Linked DNA regions of Homo sapiens: regions 2 and 3 are each linked to region 1. A link is a loop called in an ENCODE intact Hi-C map of the cell type or tissue named here. Cell type or tissue: A673. All regions are shown on one strand.

Region 1 (2,500 bases):
AGATAATTTGAGGTATGAATGATCCTAAGTAGAAATGCAGATGTGTGCTTCTAGGTAAAGTCAGGTGCTAATAATTACATTGGTAATTCTTCATTATAATGAGGCTATGTCTGCACCCTGGCCACCACCTCAAAACTTTGCTCTCCTGTTAGGCTCACGACATTTTCCACTGGAGGGGATGTGAGGCCAGTTGTGCTTTGATCTATGTTCACAAGTTCCTCTCCATTTAATACAGATTTCTTCCTTCCTTCCTTCCTTCCTTCCTTCCTTCTTTTTTCTCTCTCTTTTTCTTCTTTCCCTTTCTTCCTTCTTTCCTTGATTCCCTCCTTCCTTTCTTTCTGTCTTTCTTCTAGTTGGGAAAAGTATGTCTTTTGGGAATGCAGTAATAATTATATTAAAAAGATTTTACACACACATAAATGTAATGCTAGCCACACATTCTGTGGCTGTTTGATGTGCTGCTGAAAGTTATCTCCCTGTTGGATTTAATTAATCATCTCAAAAATATCTAGGATCCTGCACCTACACAGGTAAGCACAGAGAAATTCTAAAACGACCTTCATTCTTAGCAGACAGAAGGTTTGCTGAATCACTCCCAAATGATTCCTTGGTAAGGGCCCCTTTCTTCCTCACATTGCTCCTTCTCCTCACACACAGTGGCCCCGGTGGAGGGAGGGGTTCTGTGGCAGTGGAAATGTCTGAGTAGCTACACTCTCCCTGCCCCAGCAAGATGCTGAGTTCTATTAGTCAAAATCTACCCTGTATCAGTCACCATCAGCACTTTCCTTCATATGCTCCTCTCAACTCTGGGAGGAAGACAGTAGCCTTGCCTCGTCTGTGTCCAATGCATTGGCAGGCTATGTATATCTATACATGTATCATTGAGCATGGTGGCCCCGGTGCTTGCATCACAGCCCTTCGACTCACATCTGTTTTCAGTGACAGCTTGTCTGGTTTCAGATTCACCCACCTTAAGTGTGTACCATGTGTCTCCACTTTCTGTTCTGGGGACTTCTCCACTCTGTGGTAAAATGCATCATCCTCAGAGGCAGCCCTTACTCCATATGGGACAGGAGCTGGCAGACAAATGGCCCAGCCTCCCGGAGGCACTCTACCCTGCTGAGGAGGTCTCCCTGGGCTCGAGCCTCTGCCGTGCTCAGCAGCCCCTCCGTGACATACCCGAAGGTCAGCTTCTCCTTATTCTGTGTCACCCTCAACTGGGATCCACAATTTCCAAAGAAACCACTGTATCACGTCCTTGTCTCGGGCTTTGTTTCTGGAGGAACCTCTATTAAAACAAAAGCTATGTCTGGCACCTAGTAGGTCCTCCATGAAAGTAAGTTCTCAGCCCCTTCTTCTTCCCATTGTAGAAATGAGGACACTGAGGCCCAGGGGTTCTGAGTAACTTGTCCAAGACCACACAGCCTGAGACCCACAAAGAAGTCAAATTGAAGGCCTCTTTCTGGTGGTTTCTATCTCAAAAGCTGCCTTTTGCTCTGTCCTGAACAAACCAATGAGGACCCCTAGTGGCATGAACAGAATGGACATGCAGGAACTGCAGATAGTGCCTTTGACCAGCCTGACCCCGATTCTGGGAGAAGTCTAGCCTTGCAAGTCAGCAACAGGCTCCTAATTAGGCTCCCTCCCGGGTGGTGCTGAAACCATGGGGGCTGTCCCATCAGATGATATTTCTCTTTCTTGTAGAGGAAAGAAGAGCATCTTATTCCTAGGTTTTCAGGGAGGCTCTCTCTCTGGATGTCAAAGCTCCCTTTGCTGGTTTGGACAATGTCTAGCCTCTCCGGCATCAGACAATTGCTTTGTCAATTCCTGAAGTGAGGGAGATCCCTGTCTACCTGATGGAGCATCAGCAAGGGGCAGGGAACAGGTCTACATCAAAACAGCGTTCAGACAATAGGGCATTAGCTGAGGACCAAACTGCCTTGTGTTGGGGCATCCTCCCACCAGGGTGGGCACAGAAACCCACAGGCCTCCCAGAGTGCAGTGCATTTGCAGAAACTCTGCTCCTTTCAGAAACCTTTGCAGCCCACAAGCATTCATTCAAGAGATGTTTGATGGGTGTCTTTGTCTTCGACATGCTCACACCTTTCAGCCCCCACGATGTCAACCATATGCTCCTAATGAGCAACCCGTGTTTATTATAACAGGGTCTCTTTATCGTGCATGCCCTGTAGCCAACTGTGTCACACTCTCTTCTAAGAAGCTTGGGTATGTGGAGTCATTGTTCTGGGCAGGCTGGATCAAGAGCTACCGGAGGTTGTGCAGTGTCGAGGAAACAGATGGAACAGATGGGGACGCTGTGGCAGAGCACAAACCCAAGAGAAGAGCCAACGGGTGCTGGACCAGCCGCACAGGGTGTAGGAGTGAGAAGGAGGCAGAATTTGGCTTTACTCATCTTTTTTCCCAGCTGGTGAATCCACCTTCTTCTCCTTTACCTGCTTCCTACCTAAGGTATAATTCATGTGTTAGAAGTCCAGGCTCC
Region 2 (2,500 bases), 70 kb before region 1:
AGTGTGGTGGCGCGTGCCTGTAATCCCAGCTACTCGGGAGGGTGAGGTATGAGAATCGCTCAAACCCAGGAGGCAGAGGTTGCAGTGTGCCGAGATCGCACCATTGCACTCCAGCCTGGACATCAGAGCAAGACTTCATCTCAAAAAAATAAAAAGAAAAATGTGTCATTTCTTTCTCAAAAGAGACAGAGGGTAGAGAAGGAAAAGGAAACAAATGTGAGACTCAGGTTTTACCTTTTGCCAGTACAGTTTGAGATGGTCATGATACATTCAAATAGTTATGTCTATCAGGCTGAAAGTTAGAACTTGAATGGAGAGAGGTTTACTGGTATGCTGATAAATGTTTAACAACTGGCTCTCCAGGAAGGAAAGCACCCTGGTTTATATCATTTGCCAATTCTGCGGCGTAAATGCTTCCACCATGGCTGATTTTATGCTGCCAACCTGAAGTCACTGAATGCAGAGTTGGGAAGAACTGCCTGTGGGGACTGATGGGAGGTGACCCCAGAACAGCACTGGAAGATGACAGGGATGGAGACTTGAAAATCAAAGAAAACATAAAGTCAAGTCCTGCATTTTACGATGATGAAACTGAGACTGGAAATGGGACAGAGAAGAGAGCTGAACTCTTGAAAGCAGTAGGATGGTTTAGAGGCAGAAGACCAAAGTGTCAGAGATTTAGCCTTTATCTCTATACACAGAGCTTGGTGCTGCTGCAAAAACAATTCATTTGAAGATCAGGAAGATTATGATATTTAAGGTAAGAGAAATATAATTCCCAATGATTATCAGTAGATAGAAGAAAGATAATGCTCAGAGGGTTGGTTGCAATTTTCTATTCTACCTAAGTTCTGATTGGCCTATTGTCTGTCATCCTTAGCTGCTAGCACAAATTACTTCAGGTACTAATTTTCTGAGCTTGTATGCACATTCTGTTTGGCTTATTTCTGCAACAGGTCAAAAGAAGGAAATGAGCCTGTGTGTTCTTATCTAGGCATTCTCAGAGAAGGCTACAAACCCATTACCTCTCACATCCATTCAGAGCACTGTGACACCAGGAGCATGGTGAGAGCTCATCTGTTGTCTTTGGGGATCTTAGGGATCTTTTCTTACTTCCTCATCATGACTCCTAAAACCTTATTCTAAAGAGCCTGCCTTGGGAACACTTGCAGCTTTTACTGCCCCCTAGTGGATATCACACATTACTTCATCCTTCACGGCTTTTATCTGCTGAGAGGGATTAGAGATCTCATCAAGCTCTAGGGTTCAAGGAAAGCCCAATAAATAGCTTTCTCCTGATAACTTAAACTTCAATAATGCGACGGTTCTCAATAATCTTAGCACTCTGAGTATGCCCAGCATTCCTTTTAGGGAAATACAGGTTCATTCAACTTCGTGTGTGACACTAGATTGTCCCCCAAAAGTCTCATTTAAATGTTGTTTTAGCCTCGTTTCTTATTCTAAAGCTTTTTAATCAATTGAGAGCATCTGAGAACTTGACTTTAAGAAGGAGGAGGATCTCTTGTTCTATGAGTATTCTATGGGTTTCTTTCCATTTTGTGGAAATAAAAATAATCACAATTTTCTCTTTAAGCTTTTGACCTTTGTGAGATTAGACCCTGTAGTCCATTAAGAGATCTCAGACACCAAAGTTGATATGGCCTTCAGAAACTTAAAAAGCCATATTAAAATTTTAAGTGTACAAAGACTACATTGTTCACCGGGCCCTCTTTGACCTTGCTAAGAAAATGTTTATAGGGAAACATCTGCAGTCTTGTGTGCAAATACTTAGGAGCGTAAATCAAATCTACAGATAACGTCTTTGAAACCCACTTGTAACTCACTCATTCTTTATTATTGGGTGTTCCTCTCAATTGCTCAATCAGCAGAGTCAATTTACTAGTTACAACTATGATTTTACTTTACTTATGCAATCGGAATTAAATTGGCCTTTTGACTATGACTGTAAGGCTTATTTTATCATACACAAAATACCCATCCTCACATCATCCCACCCCCAACACACACACACATATCTACAAAAGCTTTAAAGGGGAATATAGCCCTTTTCTGAAGGTTTTCTTAGAGATGGGTAGGATGTCAAGGAAGGGATTATACCACACTTTAAATAAAAACCATCTTAACTGCATAGCAGGGTTTCCAGTCTCCTTTCATTCTCAAACTTCCCCTGTCCCTCCGTCTCCTCTCTGCTCTCTCATGTTGGTCCTTCTGGCCTCCTCTCTGTTTCTTTCCCTCTCTGCCCATCGTTCTTGCTAAGGTGATCAATCTGGTCTGTTCTTGGATCCTCTCAAAACCTTATTCATACAAAGCCCATTTGAGAGAAAATGTACTAAATATTTTCACTTTAACTTTTTGTCCTACGATAAAAAAAACTTCTTTGTGATGATTATTGTGCAAACACGAAAGTTTGCCCTTGGACCAAATTACTGATGTCATCCACATGGAAGTGGCAAATGCTGATGCTTCTGCTCCTCCTTAT
Region 3 (2,500 bases), 110 kb before region 1:
AGTGTCTCACACCTGTAATCCCAGCACTTTGGGAGGCCAAGGCAGGCAGATCACCCGAGGTCAGGAGTTCAAGACCAGCCTTGCCAACATGGTAAAACCCCATCTCTACTAAAAATACATAAATTAGCTGGGCATGGTGGCACATGCCTGTAGTCCCAGCTACTTGGGACGCTGAGGCAGGATAATCACTTGAACACGGGAGGCAGAGGTTGCAGTGAGCTGAGATCGCACCACTGCACTCCAGCCTGGGCCACAGAGTGAGATTCCATCTCAAACAACAACAACAACAAAAAAACCAAGTGTCCACCATGGCAGCTAAAGGAGGCATCTCTGGCAGAGTGGGATTGTGCTAATCACACTCAATATCCCAAATCATATACAATTCAAATATGGTGCACATGTTTTGAAGTAGGGAGCATACGTCTCACCGTGGCTTACAGATGCTGCATGATGTGGCATGCTACCTCGTCAATCTTGCATGGCATGTTCCCCTCTGCCTAATGACACTGCTCTCCATTCAGGTCCTGGACCACACACAGCAGGCTCTTTCCCTCCTAGGACTTTAATGCATTTCATTTCTTCTGCCTATCAGGGTTTCTCACTTGTTATTTGAATTGTTAAGACCTTGTCATCCTTTAGGGATGGTGTCCTCAGGAAGGGCTTTCCTGAACACCCGATTTAAGTAAACCTTATTCTCTTCTTGTTTATCAGAACACTTAGTTTAGTTTTCCTAACACTTCACAAGTTTGATACATTTATTTGTTTGCTTAATTGTTCATTTTGCCCTTTCCACTAGACTGTAAGCTCCTTAAGGGTAGGTACCCTGTCAGATTTCATGGATCGCTACTCCCAGCATCTGAGAATGTGCCCTACCCATAGTAGAGGCTCGATAAGTATTTGTTGAATTAATAGATAGACAGATGAATTCATTGTCCAGATGAATGCAGCAGCAAGTGAGAAAGAAAAAGCAAAAATGAAACCGCCCCCGCAAAAAAGTTAAGTGGGGTATACCGAGTGGATGGGCCAGGAGGGCCTGCTGCAGGACTCGCACAGGGCTGCTGCGCCCCCGAACACCAGGGGGCGCCATTGACATGGACTACAATGATACCCGGGCTCCTTGGAGTTAGTATGTCCAGCCCACATCCTTTCACGGTTCGGTACATCTCAGTTAGAAACAAATGAATCAATCCTAGAAAACCACAGAGCTTCGGGGTTGCGTTGAATTTCAGAGCAGTGCTTCCTAAGCCATCTGTGATGAAGGAACATTTTTGTAAAATTATTTCTAATCCATTGCTCACCAAAACTCTTGTAAACTGCGATACTAAAAAGAAATTGCTTAAAAAAAGGAAATAACAGAAGACATACAAAATTAAAGCCCAAATTTGCAAATGGGTGGAACACACATAAAATCATTCTGGCCAATTACTATTAAAATATAGAAACACTTTGACCTTCTGTATATTCCAGGCCAACTACAGTTTATAGAGTGCCACTGGTCACTAATGACCAGTAATGTAATGTCAATGAGAAGGGCAGCAAGTGAGGTGAGTCGGGTAAGAGCAGAGTCGGGTCAGATACTGTCTTTATTTACAATTTTAAAATTTTGTTCATCATGGATTTTTTTCACCAATTTTGATTTTTCCAAAAAATATTGTATTAAGATATTTTCTTGATTACTGAATTTTTGGTGCTTCCTTAATTTTTGTGTCCAAGGTAAATCCCTCAGTCACCATTCCCTAGTCCCAGCTGTGGGAAGAGCATAAGATTTTCTATTATACACAGAGAAAATTAGGCTAAAAGAGGTTAATTGCTCAATATCAGTGGATAAGTTTCAGGGGCCTTAACACAGGTCTAACCCCAAATCTATACAGGTTCCATTGCATCATACAACCTCCCATGCTGAGCAAGCGCTATTCATTCATTCATTCACTAGCAGTGCCCCCGAAGATCTACTTTCAGTGTGCAGGACCTGTGTAACTGGGAATGAGTACATCTGGAGCAGTAAGTAATGGGTAAGTGACAGGTGACCTTGAATGTGAAGCTGAGGAATATGGATTTTATCTGGAGTTTGTAGGTTCTAGCTACTGCATTCCAGAAGTGGTAGGTCAGATTTATATTTAGAAAGTTCATTCTGAGAGCAGTAGGGTGAATGAGTAGACTGGAGTGGGCAGAACTAGAGGCAGGTGCCCAAATAAAAGGATACAGTAATCCAGGGGAAAGATGACAAGGGAAGTAAAGATGTTGGCCATATTGGAAAGGACCCTTATCATTGGTATCATGAGGGTTCAAGAGAAGAATGAGAATGAATCACCCCTGCTACCCCCAGGCTGTGCCCGGGCATGCTCATTGTGGTAAGGAAACACAGCATAGGTCTGTTGGAGAAACCAAGCAATATATAACTATGTGTATAGGGGGTGGGGAGGGATAAGAAGGAAAACACAGTAATGAGAATCTGAAGTAAGGAAAACGGGTACAAGGAGACATGGAAATGCAAGAAAAT

The links. A loop is a pair of places that touch in the nucleus more often than their neighbours do. Peaks named below come from ENCODE experiments on the same cell type or tissue, not always from the same donor. Only the 100,000 strongest peaks of a DNase experiment are listed, where the experiment ranks them.
Region 2: it touches region 1 in a loop (2.1-fold over the local background); 9 of 110 quality-filtered maps call a loop at or near these places.
Region 3: it touches region 1 in a loop (4-fold over the local background); 14 of 110 quality-filtered maps call a loop at or near these places.

Annotation. Positions count from the first base shown.
Region 1 is chr7:31,372,559-31,375,058 of GRCh38, reverse strand. No RefSeq gene overlaps it. Among named protein-coding and RNA genes, the nearest start is that of NEUROD6, 33 kb to the right of the region's middle. In A673, CTCF peaks have their summits at 1,334 and 1,535; a DNase peak (open chromatin) is centred at 1,498; H3K27ac peaks cover 317 bases.
Region 2 is chr7:31,442,244-31,444,743 of GRCh38, reverse strand. No RefSeq gene overlaps it. Among named protein-coding and RNA genes, the nearest start is that of ITPRID1, 71 kb to the left of the region's middle. In A673, a CTCF peak has its summit at 1,194 (motif pointing left); DNase peaks (open chromatin) are centred at 1,173 and 1,943; H3K27ac peaks cover 1,115 bases.
Region 3 is chr7:31,487,370-31,489,869 of GRCh38, reverse strand. No RefSeq gene overlaps it. Among named protein-coding and RNA genes, the nearest start is that of ITPRID1, 25 kb to the left of the region's middle. In A673, CTCF peaks have their summits at 863 and 1,070 (motif pointing right); a DNase peak (open chromatin) is centred at 1,109.